2 separate regions of the Mus musculus genome follow, and region 2 is linked to region 1. A link is a loop called in an ENCODE intact Hi-C map of the cell type or tissue named here. Cell type or tissue: left cerebral cortex. All regions are shown on one strand. Links, peaks and the distances in the headings refer to the core of each region. The heading gives the core; the rest is flanking DNA.

Region 1 (7,505 bases), core at 1,351-6,350:
ACTGGGGTGGAGGAACCTGTAATCCCAGCACTAGGGCTATGGGAGACAGGAGGGTCCCCAGGACTCACTGCCTAGTCTATCTAACTGAATCCAAGAGCTCCTGTCTCAGGTGGAGGCTGTCTCAGAGACAAGATGGACAGCAATGGTGGAAGACACCTGGCATGGATCTCTGCACACTTCCCACACACTCACTCCTCCACCGCCCCGACAATCACACTCACACATACATATACCACCACCACCCTTCCCCACAGATCACGTGACTTGAAGACTCTGGCAGTAAAGTCCTGACTGCATAGGCTTGAGGAAGGTTTACAAATGTGGGTATCAAACGAACAAGCACACATGACTACACCCTTGCAGAGAGCATGCTTTCTAGCTACTCTAGGCTGCTAGGAATGGCCCGGAGCTATTGACAGTCATTTCTTCAAGTATTTTACAACAAATTCTCAAACATTCAGAAACCTTGGGTACAATGGGTAAATAGTACCCCAGCATCCCAATTCTTCATGTCTTACTCTCTCTTGTCTCATTACCCATGAGCCCTTGAACCCATATCTACTGCTTTTCACTGATCCATCTTTTACGTTATGCCTTGTTATGTTATTCACAGTCACCAATACCTTTCTTCCCAAATGCCATCAGTGATTCTTACCAACTGAAGTTCAGCAACAGTCAATTGTGGGGGTTCATGTATGCTCTGCATTCGGTGGGGTGGCTTAATTTCTTCCCCACTAAGCACTGTAATCAGAAGCCTGCTGGTCTCCTTGGGAGGCAGGCTTCAGTGTCTCCCTGTCACCTGTCACCTGTCACCATCTGCTGTACAGTGGCATCTTCCCTTTTCTGCTGGCTTCCAGGTGAGTCCCTCTCCTGCCTTTCTAGCCTCTGAGATGTGAAGTCCGGCTGCTGAAGTGGTCATTTTCCTTTGTTAACCCGGTGCTCACAGCTGTAACTCTTCCTCTGAGAGCAGCATTTGCTGATTTGCCAAGTATGCGCTTCAGTAAGCCCACAGATCCACGTACTCGCTAATGCCAAGCCTATAAAGAGTCAGATCACATCCCTAACCCAGAACTTCTCTCAGGCCCCATCTCAGTCAAGCCTCGCCTCTGACACTCCTCTGATAGGATCCCTTATAGTTTGTCTCTTGCTCTCAAGCTTCTTGTTAACATGCGACAATCACACAGTCTTAGACGGAATGAGCTGAACTGAGTTCCAGTGTATGGTACACCACTGATATTTATCTGTCCTCCACTGATGGTATATGGATATACCACGGGATATTCACCTGTCCTCCACTGATGGTATATGGATATACCACAGGATATTCACCTGTCCTCCACTGATGGTATATGGATATACCACAGGGAGTTCATCTGTCATCCACTGAAAATATAGATATATCACAGAGTGTCCATGTGTCTGTCCTCCATTGATGGGGTAAATGGGCTTGTACGGTATTTGGATTTTTTGGATATGGCTTCTAGAACATTCTTGTTCAGTTTTCTTGGTAGAACTCTAGAGTACGAATAAATAAACATGGGATTTTTTATGAAAATCAATTCATTTGTTAAGGGGCTTCACTTGACTGTGGTATGTGTGTGTGTGTGTGTGTGTGCGCGTGTGCACGCGTGCGTGTGCAGATGCACACTCATGTGAGTGTGTAGTCACAGGTCAACTTTGAATGCTGTTTCCTAAGAGCCATCCATCTTATTTTAAAAGACCATCTCTCACTCAGATCTGGATATGGTGTCTGACCAGTGAGTTCAGAGGAACCCCTATCTCTACGCTGGGATTGCAAGCATGCACCATCATACCCAGCTTTCCCACTGCGTTTAGGGATTGAACTCAAGTCCTCCTGTTTATGTGGTAAGCCCTTTATGAATAGAGTTACCTGCCATCCCAGGATAATAGTTTTTCATAATAGCTGCTACATTGATAATCTCTTTTAAGACTGTTAATTGGAAATTATTTTCTCTCTCTGTTGGTTTCTTGCCTGCTTCCTAGTTCCTGGGTTTCAGATAGAAGTTGCTGTGGCAATTATCTTAAAGACCATGTATTCCATGATTATTTACACCCCTTTCCCCACAGGAGACTCAGCTCTTGGGCAGTGGACAAGATGAGGAAGATGCTGTCCCTGCTTCAGGGCCCCTCATCAGTGGGAGCACACATAGGATGCACACATACAGAGATCAGACTGCCAAACTGGGTACTGAAGCCCTGTGCCTCAGGCAGTATCTTATCTTAAATCCACCTTTAGGGGACAGATGGTTTTTTGTTTCGGGAAATAACTTTAATGGGCCTTTTGCTGATGCGAAGGGAAAGCAAATATTATATTCTGCAACAGAAAGCTCTAGTCAGCGAGGCGCTAAATTGCTCCGCATAACGAGGTAAGCGCTGTCTCCCTGGGGTGGAACTGCATCTTTGTTGATTATGTTTTCTTCAGGAAATTCTCCTAAATATGGATTTAATCTGAGCTGTTCCTGGAGATGGCTGTTTGTTCTTAGAAGATGTGGGCTGAATACACTCAAGTGTGTGAGTGGATAGCATGCAAAGCCAACTGTGTGTGTGTGAGAGTGTGTGTCTGTGTGTGTGTGTCTGTCTCTGTGTGTATTAGTCTCTCTCTGTGTGTCTCTCTCTCTCTGAGTGTGTGTGCATGTGTGTGTGTGTGCATGTGTGTGTGTGTGCAGTAATACGAGTGTGCAGACAGTGTGGTGATACATGTGTGTGTAAGAATGCGTACTTGTACATATATCTGCATGTATGACAGTGTCAGTGTATGCCTGCCTTTTTGTTGGGCTTGGCATGGCTACTGAATAGCCTCAGGTGTAGGACCTGGGTCTCCTACCTCCCCTATGCTTCTGGTGGCTCTTCTGTCAAGTGAGGCGGCTGAGCTTCCCATCGCTGGGAGAGAACAGAGCAGAATATATAGAGCTGGTTTCCCACATGACCCAGGTGACCCTCAGGATGGCTGAGAGTATGGCCACCAGGGTAATGGTGTGGTCAGGTGAGCCCCTCAGGACTCACAGTACACTTAGCAGTTGCTGGTCCTCTCAGCTCTCCCAGCTGCAGGCAGGGCCTTCTTGTGGCTTGCGGTGATGTGACCTTGGCCATTGTGAATGTACAGAACCTGAGTGGACACTGGGTGGGGCCTAGTAGGGCTGAAGACAGATCCCAAGCCCAGGGAAACAGAGGCTCTTTCCCCCTGCAGAAAAGCCCCACCTCATTCACCATCCAACTTACACTTGTCGACCATTCCTGAATGCTCTCAAGGGCTGGGCAAGGGAATCGGGGTAGGGCACATACTCCCTGCTCAAAGACAGCCGCCCACAGATGGGCTGAGAACAGTCCCTGAGACGGCACGGGAAGGGCATCCGCCAATGTGAAACGGTGTTGATAGTGAGCTGCCCCTGGTCTCCAAATGTCCTGCCAGACCTGGAGAGGGGTGCAAGCATTGGCCTGGAGAGAAGGTTGCTAGGAAACCCTCACCTGGAAAGCCAAGTCTCCATCTCCTGCCATTTTGCTAGAAGTAGCTGAAGTGGAGTTGGGGGTACTTGCATGATCTTGACATGCAAATTTTGGAACGTGAAGATGGACCATTCTCTGGAATCAAACTATAGCACCCTCTAGGAACTATGGAGGCTTTGAAGGTCAGCTTCTGATTGCTGAACAGGATCATGGGGTGAGAGGACGGTCAGGAACCGCTTGGTGGGCAGATGCAGTTCCCAGATAAGACCACAAGGCGGCGCACCAAATCCAATGTGGTTAAGGAGAGCGTGCCATGAATTCCAAGAGTGGAAACATGGGAACTTCCACACCCACGCCATTTCCACTATGGACATCAGGGAGCTGCAGGAATGGCTTCAGGACTTCAATGGTATCCCATGGTCCTCGTGGAATACAAAAAAAAAAAAAAAGTTGTTGCTTGGATATACCTCATCAAAGAGACATACTACAGATGGTCATGGAGGGCACCTTCAGGGCCCCAAGGCTCCCGCTGAGACCATCCTATTGTTGCTGCCCAGTGGGAATCCATGCAGCAAGCCAATGCTAGGAGACTACAGCATGCTGACTACCATGGCTCTCTGACTTCACTGGGGCCACCCTACAGGCTGCATGCTCTCCGTGGTGGTGACCATGGACTTTGGTGTCTTCCTACACTACCCTGTTGAGTAGGGAGGGCTTGCAGGGCCTTGAGAATTCTCTCCTGTTCCAGCTGCTTACACGTAGACTGATCTGGAAAATGGAGCTATCCATGCCTGGCTTGGGATTCCACATTCTCTGCAGTGTCCTTACGGGCATGTATTATTTATTGGAAGAGGTAGCTGCCTCGGGAGTAATTCTCCTTTGTAATTCTCTGGCAGAAGGGGCAGATTTGCCAGCTGCAGGCTTGGCTTGTCAGGGTCTCCTAAGGCTGTAAACCCCTGGCATGTAACAGCCACTCTCTGCATGCCTGCCACATCTCAAAGTTGGTGTGGGGTGGGGGGCGGTAGGGAGGGAGACACCTGACTTGGGCAGATAACAGAAACAGCCCAACTCAAGGACAGGAAGTAGCCCTAACCAGTTGAAGGCAGATGACCACACCCTAACCCAGGCTGGTAACCTCACCCAGATGAATACAGAGAAACATATTCAGAGTCCATGCACACAACCCTGTCCTGATATAAGCAGGTGATCCCTGCCCAATACAGAAAGAAGACCTCACCCAGATGCAGGCAGATGTCTCTGTCTAGGACCCAGGCGGTGGTCAGTCACTCAGTCCAGTCCCTACCTGGGCAACTGTGGGACCAGAGACTGCAGTCAGGATATATTCATGTGACTGGGAGCTGTAGGATGGACCATAGCCCACTGTCCAGCACCCCACTTCTAGCTTCCTACCCCTCATTGCCTTACTATTTAGCTTTAGTCTATCTGGATATGCTGAGGGACCCACAAAGGCACCTTTGCAAGAAGGCCGCCTACCCTCTCAGGATCCCCTGATTTCATCCTTTAGCCATGCCCAGGCTGTCTGATTTTGTAGACATCAAGAGCCTTGGCCAAGTGGTGACAGTCCCTTGGAGGCATTCTGCTTTCTTATCTGCACTCATGCCGCAACAAGTGGGGACAGAGGAAAGATGTCAGGGACCCCAGAGTTCACAGTACATCAGTTCATGGACCTCCTGACACCTCTCCTCTTGTCCCCACCTGTCCTACCTCTCTTGGCAGTGAGAGATAAGCCTGGGGTGCCCACGGATCTTGGCAGGAGGGATGACAGAAGTGCCAAGATCCAGAAAACAGAGTGGTGCAGCTGGAGAGGTTCCCTGGATGGTTAGGAAAGATTTCCTAACCTCAGCAGAGGCTGCCGCAGCCTCCCACGTCTGTCTCTGCCCACAGCATGCGCAGAAGGGAAAGAGTTAGGACCGTTGACAGGGCACAGACTTCAGAACACTCTTCCAGGTGAGTGGGAAGACATTAATAAGGTGAACCTCACAAGGGTTCCCGGTCCCTACAGGCAAACACCTGCAGGTTGCCCACCTGGATCCTCGGAGGACACCCTGTCTAAGCTCAGTTCTTGGATCCTTGGGGTTGCAGCTTCAGCTGCCTCAGGCTTACCCCAGGCTCAGAAGAATGGCTTAGGGTGATTCAAGAGGAACCAGGCTACAGGTCGGAGTATGATCCCATCCCCCACCACACACCTGCAGCCTTTTTAGACTCCAATCAGAAGCAACTGGTGAGGAGAGAGGTAGATACAAGACCCAGACCCAGGAAAGAAGCAACCAAGAGTGGAGAGAACCTAAACCGGTAGCCAAGTGCCAACCGGGGTGGGGTTCAGCAGCCATAGCAAGTCAAATGAGTTGTGGGTCGCTTGCATACTACAGATGGAACCCCACAAGAGTTCCTTGATGAGAATCTGTGTGCTGGTGCATGTACACACACACACACACACACACACACACACACACATTGGTTAGATCCCAGGGTGCCCCGGTCAGGAGACACTGAAAGAGGTCAGAGGCCTTGCTTGCACCAAAGACCTGGGATCAGAGGCTTGGAGTAGCCATGGTTCTGACTGGCAACAGAAGATGGGGAACAGCTAATGGTTCTTCTCTGCCATGATGTTTAGGGTGTAATCAGGGGCCATCCTGTGTCCTTGTCACTTTCAGCTCTCTGACATCTCGATGTACCCCGAGAGCAATTTCTACAGTTATTGGAAGGAACAGGAAGTATATGACAAGGTGGGAGTCCTGCCTCTGTGGGTGGGGAGTTCTGGAAGGATGCATTATACTGAGCTACAGAGCCCACCACCTGCACTCAAAGAGCTGTCTGCTGCTACCATGAAGGAGAGAGGCTGAGTGAGTCTACATCTCTACATTTCTATATGGAGGTTCAGAAGCCCTGTGTGTACCTGTGGCTCCAGAGGCTCCTACTACTGAGCGTGGGTGATTCCCTCACCCCAGGGAAGTGGCATAGAGACTCGGATGTGGACAGGTACTATGGGTGGCTTCCTGTGCAGTGGGTCTGCTGGCAGTTCCTTAAGAGTCAAGTGACTCTCTTCGAGTCCCAGATTGGACAGGGTTTCAGACTGCTGAAAAAGACCTGGTTGATTGGTGTGTCCCCAAACAGGTGAAGTTGGGTTCACTCAGACTCTCTCCTGGACTCCAGCTTTAAAGACAAGAAGCAGTGTGGTCCTCCTCATTCAACATTTGACCCCCCAGACCTGCCCATCGGGCCTTCTGGCGAGGGTGACCTCACAGGGACAGCTGGTGGGCATGCTTTTGTTCATTTCTCCTCAGCCGCCCAGGGAGCACACACCACAGCGACACTGTGGCAGTCTGGATTTTCCCCAGTCCAAGCTCACTGTGTCCTCAGGACCCCCATGAAGTGGTCACTCAGTCTCAGCTCACAAGGATAGGACTGGCTTCCCGGCTCTCAGCTTTCCAGCTCTTCTCTGGTCTGTGGAACTTCACCCAGGTCATCCATGTGCCCTGCCCAGGCAGGTCAGGGCCAGGGGCACATTGATCCAGATGGGCCCCTTTATGCCACACATGACTTCACCTTCCTAGGTTCTGGGATACATTCATTTCTTCACGTTTTCAAATTTCTAGCTAGTTCCCAAACTTGTTCATGTAATCATGGGACTTTTTTTTCCCTGAACACTCCTCAGGAGTACGTCTTTGACTATGTGTGTCTTAACATCTTGGTAAGGCACCTGAGAGCTGGAAAGAACCCTGCGTGGTCCTGGCCCTAGCGTTTATGGCTGTGACTCACCTGGCTGAGCTTTCCCTAACTCATTGTTCACCCATGTGGAAAACAGCATACGTCACCCAGAAACCCTAGGGGTAACTCAAGTCCTGACCTCTCAGCTTCCTAACCCTTGGGGGTCACACACCTTAGGCAGCTCAGGTGAACATTCACCTGAGACCCGGATCATGTGGAGGTCCAATGGCTTCATAGAGCCAGCAAGAGGAGCCCAATAGAACTTGTGTGTGCACAGGACTTTCTACAGATAAGACCAGCACTGCTGTGAG
Region 2 (7,505 bases), core at 994-5,993, 86 kb before region 1:
ATTTCCAGTCTTCCTGCTTTTCTCGAGATTTCATCCCTACTGTGTGCAGAAGCTCTGTTTGGTGCCTCTCTGCTGCTGCTCCTGAGACTTAGGGATACCCCAGAAGGCTGATGTGCTGACTGTAAGCCCACCTTCTCCATACACTAACACCATAAAACACAGCCACTGCCTGCCTTGATTCCTGTGAGTGGAGAGCTTTATGTGCCATCTGTCGCGGCTTATATGGGAGGGCAGAGTTGGTTTGAGCCAGCTAGTGAGCCACACATAGGGAAGTGGTTTTATGGTGAGCCTGACACCATCACCATCATTGTGTGTTTAAGGCTTTCTGTGTTCTAATAATCTTCTAGATGGTGTCTTGTCAACTTGACACAAGCTTTGGGAAGAAGGAATCTCGACTGAAAAATGAGCCTACCAGAATGCTGGTTGGGCAAGCCTGTGGAGCATTTTCTTGATTAACGATTAATATGGAAGGGCCCAGCCCACTGTGAGTGGTACTACCCCTAGGCAGGTGGTCCTGGATGGTGTAAGAGAGCAGGCTGAGCAAGCCATGGGGAGCAAGCCAGTCAGCAAGATTCCATTTCCTATGTTTCTGTTCCTGCCCTGACTTCCCCCAATGATGGACATAAACTGTAAGATGAAATAAACTCCTCCCTCCTCAAGTTGCTTTTGGTCATAGTGTTTTATCAGAGCAGTAGAGACCTTAATACTGAATATCAAAGAGAGTCCATGGCACTGGACATTTGGATTTAATTAAAGATAGAAAGGATAGAGATTTTAAACAAATAATTGGAGGAATCTTTTTTTCTTTTTAATTTCTGAGTGTTTTTTGAAAAACAAGTTTAGTTACTCAAGAAGTTTTATATGTATAGGATGCTGTGAGGCTGGCGGAGGTCTCCCGTACTTTCATAGGGTTTCCATATCACCAGCTTTCAGTTCATACTAAGCATGGACTCTGGGTGCTAACTGAGCTGTCACCTAGATCTCCTTAGCATGTCACTTCTGGGCCAGGACCTCACCCAGACCTCTTGGCACAAACTATCTGTGCAGGCTCCTCGGCAGTGATGTGCATCCCCGACTCTTAGTCACAGTGTAGAGACTTGCAGCACAGTCCCGAGTGGGCATCAGTGAGGGAGGGAATGGTCAGCATTGCTTTGAGGACCCTAACTCTGGTTGCCTGCAGCCTTTCTTTGCAGAGCTGCTCTGTCTCTTTCTTTCAGAAGTACTGTGCATTCTTCAGGCTTCCTCTTTGTTGACTAAGAACTGTGTGACCATTTAGAGGAATGTTAGCTTTGTTTATTTGTTGTTTAAGGAAACTGAGTTGCTTTCATTTTAAAGAATGGCTTGAAATGATGCATGGCAGTAAGTAAAATGACTTTCTTCCCAGGGACAGGATTTTCTTGGCTATTAAAGACAGCAACAATTATCACAAAATTTCCCACTGGAAATTTCTTTGTGGATGATTCAGAGATGAGTGTGTGAGGCCCTTCAGTCCGTTTCCTACCAGCTATTGACAGCCTGGGAATCTGTGGCTTTCACCAAGGCACTCCCTGGGAAGCAGAACTGTTGGCCAGCCACTGTGCTCAAACCTCAGACAACTCTGACTTAGTGATCTGCTTACACTCACTGGCAAGCTCTGCTGTCATTGCTGTTTGGGAGCCAGCACTGCCTCACGCCACTCCTGGGAAGTACAGGAATGTCAGCAGCCAGCTAGTGGGTCCACCCCAGCACTTCTGACAAGGATGTCAGGACACTTCATGTCGTGAGTAACAAAGAGAAGGAGCAAACTGGCTGTATGAGATGGTGGTGCAGGAGCTGTGCACCTTGGGTACTCTGGAAAGGTCAAGGAGGGACACTCAGGATGCTTCTAATGACTGCGTGGGGGCTGCAGTGAACCATGACGAAGTGTTGTTAAAGACAAGAGTTTATGTGAATGGATAGGCAAAGGTGAATGTCACTGGCAGTGGGAAGAGGAGTCACAGGAGACTTAGGCAGAGGACAGAACTGGGACTACGGCAGGGGTCAGCAGGTGGCCGGACCACACTACACAGACTGGGGCTGTGGGGTTTAGACTGTCACTGCCATTTCAGAAGACTTTCTAGTATTTGCTTTTTTGTAGCTGCAACTAAATACTTGACAAGAACAATATGGGAAGAATAACTTATTTCCTGGGAGACTCACGGGTGGGCAGTCCATCCAGGCAAGGCAGACGAGGTAGGTAGTTAAGAGGAAGTTAAGAAGCTGAGGACGGAGGGAAAACAGACTTGCCTATAGTGGTCACTGCTTCCTGCTTCCCCAGCACCTACTTTTCACCACCTCCCAAGCATCCTGGCATCCTACATGTCCATCCAGGGATGCAGCCACTCATAGTCAGAGGCCTCCTGCTCTCATTGTCTCTGACAACACAGGCACCCCAGAGGTCGTTCCCAATCCAGACTCATTATCACACATCCACCCTCTGGCCTGGCACCCAAATGCTCTAAACGTCCATTATGCTCAGGCCTCTGTCCATACGTGCTTACCAGTGCTACTTTCATCGCTTAATTCTGCATGATGCCACAGGTCTGGTGATAGAGGCTGTCTCTGCACTCATGGCCTCTGCATTTGTCCCTAGCAAAGCCTTTGGCATCTGTTAGCAGCTGCCTTCAGAGGGGCCTTGTCAGGTGGTAGGTCTCGCTGTGGGAGCAAGGGTTCAGATCTATCACCATTGTGTATGCACCTGAAGTCGGTAACTTCCAGAATCTGTCAGTAGCCAATAGTTCAGCAGGGCTGGGTGGGGCCCCATGAGTCCCTCCGCTATCCATGGTTGACTGCTGGCAGGCCTACTCTTGTAAGCACAGTTCAGGCAACCACAGCTCTCATGAGAGCATGCTTCCACTTATGCCCTGAAGATAGCATGTTGCAGCCCTTTTCCTTTCTTCCTACTTTTATATTCTTTGAGTTCCCTCTTCCATGATGCTGTCTAATTAAGCCTTAGAGGAGGTATATAAATATCCTTTGAGGGATGAGCACTTAGCTATCACTTATTCTTAGCACCTTGAACAGACATGAGTCTCTGCATTCATTGTTAGTCACTCCCAGAGAAGCTTCTCTGAGTCAATAGTGGCATTTATCTGTGAGTATAAGCCTTAAGTATTTAGAGAGCAGTTTAGTGTCCGGTCAGACAACAGTAGTCAGTTCCTTCTAAGGCCAATAGTGTCCCAGCCATAAATTTGGGAGCAAAGGGGTGTGTGTGTGTGTGTGTGTGTGTGTGTGTGTGTACACTCATGTGTTACCTCCTATGGAGTAGGCATGAAATCTATTCCAAGAGTTGTAGGTTACTTATAATAGTAGTGCCACTATTGCACTTGTAAGCACACCTTGTCTCACAAGTTGTGTTTATAGTTGTTGGGTTCACAGCTGGTAAGAGCTCAGGCCTTTTCTCACCCTTTAGCCTGTACAGCACCTTCTCGCTGTGAAAGCCATCCAGCAGGGAAGAAGCTACTGGCCAAGTTCCAGCTTGATCATCTCTCTATTTTACAACCAAGTTGCCTCATTGTTCAGTTCTGCTGGGTAACCAAGAAGAACGCTGGAAATCTATCCTGGGGCCTCCATGACCAATAGCTTGCAAGGAGAGAGTTTACATTTGGGACTGGGAATTTTGTTTAGGCAGCCTATGGAATGCAAGAAAATATCTGGCAACTCTACATCTGACAGGACTAACATTTAGGACAAAGAACTAAAAAAAAAGAAAAAGAGGAAGAAAAGGAAAGAAACTTCAAGACAACAGTTTGATTTAAAAATGGGCGTTGGAAAATAGAGAATTCTCGAAATAAATATTAATGGCTAATAAATACTTTAGAAAGTATTCAATATAATTAGGCCATTAGGGAAATGCAAACTGAAACCACTTTGAAATTCTGTCTCACCCCAACCAGAATGGCTATTATCCAGAAATCAAATGATAGCAGATGCTGTCGAGGTTACGGGGAAAGAACTCTTATTCACTGTTGGTGGGAGTGTGGACTGGTACATCACTATGAAAATCAGTATGGAGGTTCCACAGAAAAGCAACACATAGACTAACCATATGACCCAGCTCTACCACCCTGGGCATAGACCCAAAGGACATTACATCCTGCTACAGAGACACTGGCCCTCAGTGTTCACTGCTGCTCTTTTCACAGTGGCCAGGAAAGGAAACCAGCCTTCTAAATGTCTTGTCAACAGTTGAATGGCTTAAAAAATGTGATGTATACAAAATGGAATTGTACTCAGATATGGGGAAAGATGAAGTTTGCAGGTAAATGGATAGAGCTAGAAAACAGATGACCCGGGGCCAAGAAGGCAAACACCACCACATGTTCTCTCTCATGTATGGATCCAGCTTAGACTCTTTAGAGCTGTGTGCTTAACTTGGAGCATGTGTAGAAGCCAGGAACTAGAAAGGAGCTGTCAGTGCCCCCATAAGGGAGAATATCTGGTAGAGCATCGGTGATGTGAGTGTAGAAAAGGATGATGCTGGGCAAGGATTAGCTCCAGCCAGAAAAAGGAAGACAGGGTATGGGATGAGAGAGTTAACAAAGACAATGAATGGGTTTAGGGAAAAATATCAAGACCTCCTATTTTGTAAGCCAATTAGAAAACATGTTTTAAAAGGGAAAAGAGGGGAGGTCTCCTCCATGGCTATACTGTTGTTTCTAGAAGCCATTTTAGAAGCAGCGTTGAAGCAATGGATTGGAAGAAAAGATACAGTAAACTGTTTACCCTTTAACGTTCTAATTCTGTCTTCTTTCTGAGCTGTCATGTTGGGTGTACTCCATTCTTTTGTTTGGACCCAGGTTTTGCCTGACTAGCTGAACAGTTTTTATATATGTGTCTGATAGTGACAAATTCCAGTGGCTGGTTTTCTTTAAAAAGTATTTACCTCAACTCAATCTGAGAGGTATTTTCAATTGCTACAAGATTCTAGCTTGATCAGTCGTACTTACAACACATGGCAGGTTCTCTGTGCCTCAAACCCGTGTTGTTTCTAGTGAGAAGTCTTGTCATTCCTGGTCTTGGTGCCCCTGTAGCCTTTTATCTCTGGCTGCTTTCAGGATTTCTCAGCCCCTTTCCTGCTTGCTTTCTCGGTTTCATGTGATGTGCCTCTGTGGTTGTCTCTCTGTATTTTGTGGAGGTTCACTGAGTTTCTTGGTGGAGTAGCTATATTTTTCAAAGCATTTGGAAAAGGTTTAGCCATTATTTTTGAGGGTTTGGGGGACTCTATTTATACATGCACTAGATGGAGGTTTCCATGGGTCACTGGAACTATTTTGACCTTTTTCTTTCTACTTTGTTTGGAGTCAGTTCTCTTAGGTCTTCATGCTCTTTTCTATGTTGTTAAGAAATGTGCTGGTGTTCCATTGTGTTCATTTGGCTCTTCAAAGAAACAGAAAACATGAAAGTGTTGATGCAACAACAAGGAAATACTGGAAGAAAAGTAGACTGGATGGGAGGGGCAGAGGGCCGGAGGCATGCCTGACTGGCAGCCGGGAGGACAGATCCAGGAGATGTGATCCAGGTTAGAGAGGATGCCTCTGGGAAGAGCCCGTGGTCACAAAGCAGACTGGCACTGCTCCTGTGCACCCAGCAATGACAGTTAGGGTGTGGCCTGCCGTGTGCAGCACAGCTAATCCCAAGGACTCGTCCTTCCTAGCCCCACATAGCACATGTGCGTGACCCTACACCCAGCCAACAGAATTGTACTTCAGGAATCTTACTTTTTTGGGGGGTGGGGGGAGTTCAAGACAGGGTTTCTCTGTGTAGCCCTGGCTGTCCTGGAACTCACTCTGTAGACCAGGCTGGCCTCGAACTCAGAAATCAGCCTGCCTCTGCCTCCCAAGAGCTGGGATTAAAGGCGTGCACCACCACTGCCCGGCACAGGAATTTTACTTTTATATTCAGAACTCCTGCCTGGTCCTTTCTGTTTTCCAGTTCTCCCTTATTTCTGTCATCTGTCATTTTGTTCCCAGAACATGTCAAGCACTTTTGTAACAGATGCTTTAATAGCCCTGTTCACTAATCCATCGCCTTCGTCATTTCAGAGTCAGTCTGATTTCCCTCTGGTTTAGGGTCATATTTTCCACTTGCATGTGTCTGGAAATGTATCACTAGCTGCAGTACATTGTGAGTTTCATGGTTTGGAATGTGAGATTTTGTTCTATTCTAAGACAAGTGTTACAAGTTTTCTGGCTGCAGTGCAGTTACATGCACATCAGCATTAAGCCTGCTAGCCCTGAGTTCCAGCTTTCCAGTGCCTCTAGCATAGCCTGTTTGGGGGTACGATGTGGCCTGAGATCTCGCTTGTGCTTGTGTGAGGAGGAGCTGGTGGGAACCCATCTGACCCACAGCCTTCTGTGAGTAGCCATGGATTCATTCTGCTCACAGCTCCTGGAGGCTCTTTGTCCAGCTTCACATAGACATTGTCTTCAGCCAAAGACCAGTGGCCCTGTAACAAATTCTGGAGCTCTTTCTCTGCCTAGACCCTAAGCCCCTACCTTCTACACTTTGGCTTGTTCAGGATCAGGGCGTGGTCTCAGCTTTCCAGTTGGGAAGCTACTGTTACTTGATGACAGTTAGTCTGGCAGGTCTAAAGTGCTCAGGCCCCAATACTGGAGTCCAGGGCCTGGAAGCTGGTGTATTACAAGTTGACCCAAGTCCAGCATATGGTTGGGGTAGGGTGTGGGAGTCCACGCTAAAGACTGAAGTATACGTTTCAGCAGGCTGTGGCATGTAGATAGAGGGGGACCTTTTACAACTCTCAGAACCCCATTCCTTCATGTTGCTTGTAGCTTTGCTTGGTATACACAAGATGACACTTGCCACCACATCTTAATCTCCCAATGGGACCTTGGTGAAGCCATCACAGCCAACTTGCACACAGTGGGTAGGAGGTACCTTGTGTGCAGTGGCAGTCAGTGGGCCAGGACTGAAGTGAAGCCAGCTTGCTGATCCTGGTGAAGGTCCTAAAAGACCAAGATCATGGATAGATTTTTAAGGAGAGACAGTGCTGAGTCTACACCCTAAGCCTCCGCACAGTAATCCAGACCAGCTCTTCCACACAGTCAAGTTAAACCCATGGGGCGGGGGGGCTTTCCACACCTGCTCTTCAGGCTGTTTTGCTTCAGCAAGCAGTTCTGTTTCTGGGAGTTTATCCTAAGCACATAGCAAGGGGAAGCATTGTACGGTGGAATGGGGGCTGGAAACAGTAGGGCTCACAGCACAGGTCCGCCCTCCCTGGGGTGAGTAGGTGAGCTGTCTAGCGACTCGGGCACAGGGCCCGCTCCAGACTCGGGAGACTGAGATCCCTCTTGTGCTTGTGTGTAAGGGGCTGGTTCTTGCTCTGTGGATGGAATAGCTCTGCGCTCCAGGCAAGTGACTTACTCTGTATGAAAACAGAAGTACCTGTGCATCCTGTAGCATCGAAGGGTCCTCCCCAGAGGCAGCAGGGTCTTGAGCTTCCTTTGCAACCTCCCAAGAACTAATTT

The links. A loop is a pair of places that touch in the nucleus more often than their neighbours do. Peaks named below come from ENCODE experiments on the same cell type or tissue, not always from the same donor. Only the 100,000 strongest peaks of a DNase experiment are listed, where the experiment ranks them.
Region 2: it touches region 1 in a loop (2.5-fold over the local background); 7 of 42 quality-filtered maps call a loop at or near these places.

The regions. Positions count from the first base shown.
Region 1 is chr1:92,356,735-92,364,239 of GRCm38, reverse strand. No RefSeq gene overlaps it. Among named protein-coding and RNA genes, the nearest start is that of Gm35992, 19 kb to the left of the region's middle. In left cerebral cortex, for the core only: CTCF peaks have their summits at 2,405 and 3,723 (motif pointing right); DNase peaks (open chromatin) are centred at 2,463, 3,743 and 5,297; H3K27ac peaks cover 271 bases.
Region 2 is chr1:92,442,604-92,450,108 of GRCm38, reverse strand. All of the region lies in intron 9 of Ndufa10 (NADH:ubiquinone oxidoreductase subunit A10), which reads left to right. Among named protein-coding and RNA genes, the nearest start is that of Mir6900, 18 kb to the left of the region's middle. In left cerebral cortex, for the core only: no CTCF peak of the experiment used is centred there; a DNase peak (open chromatin) is centred at 2,961.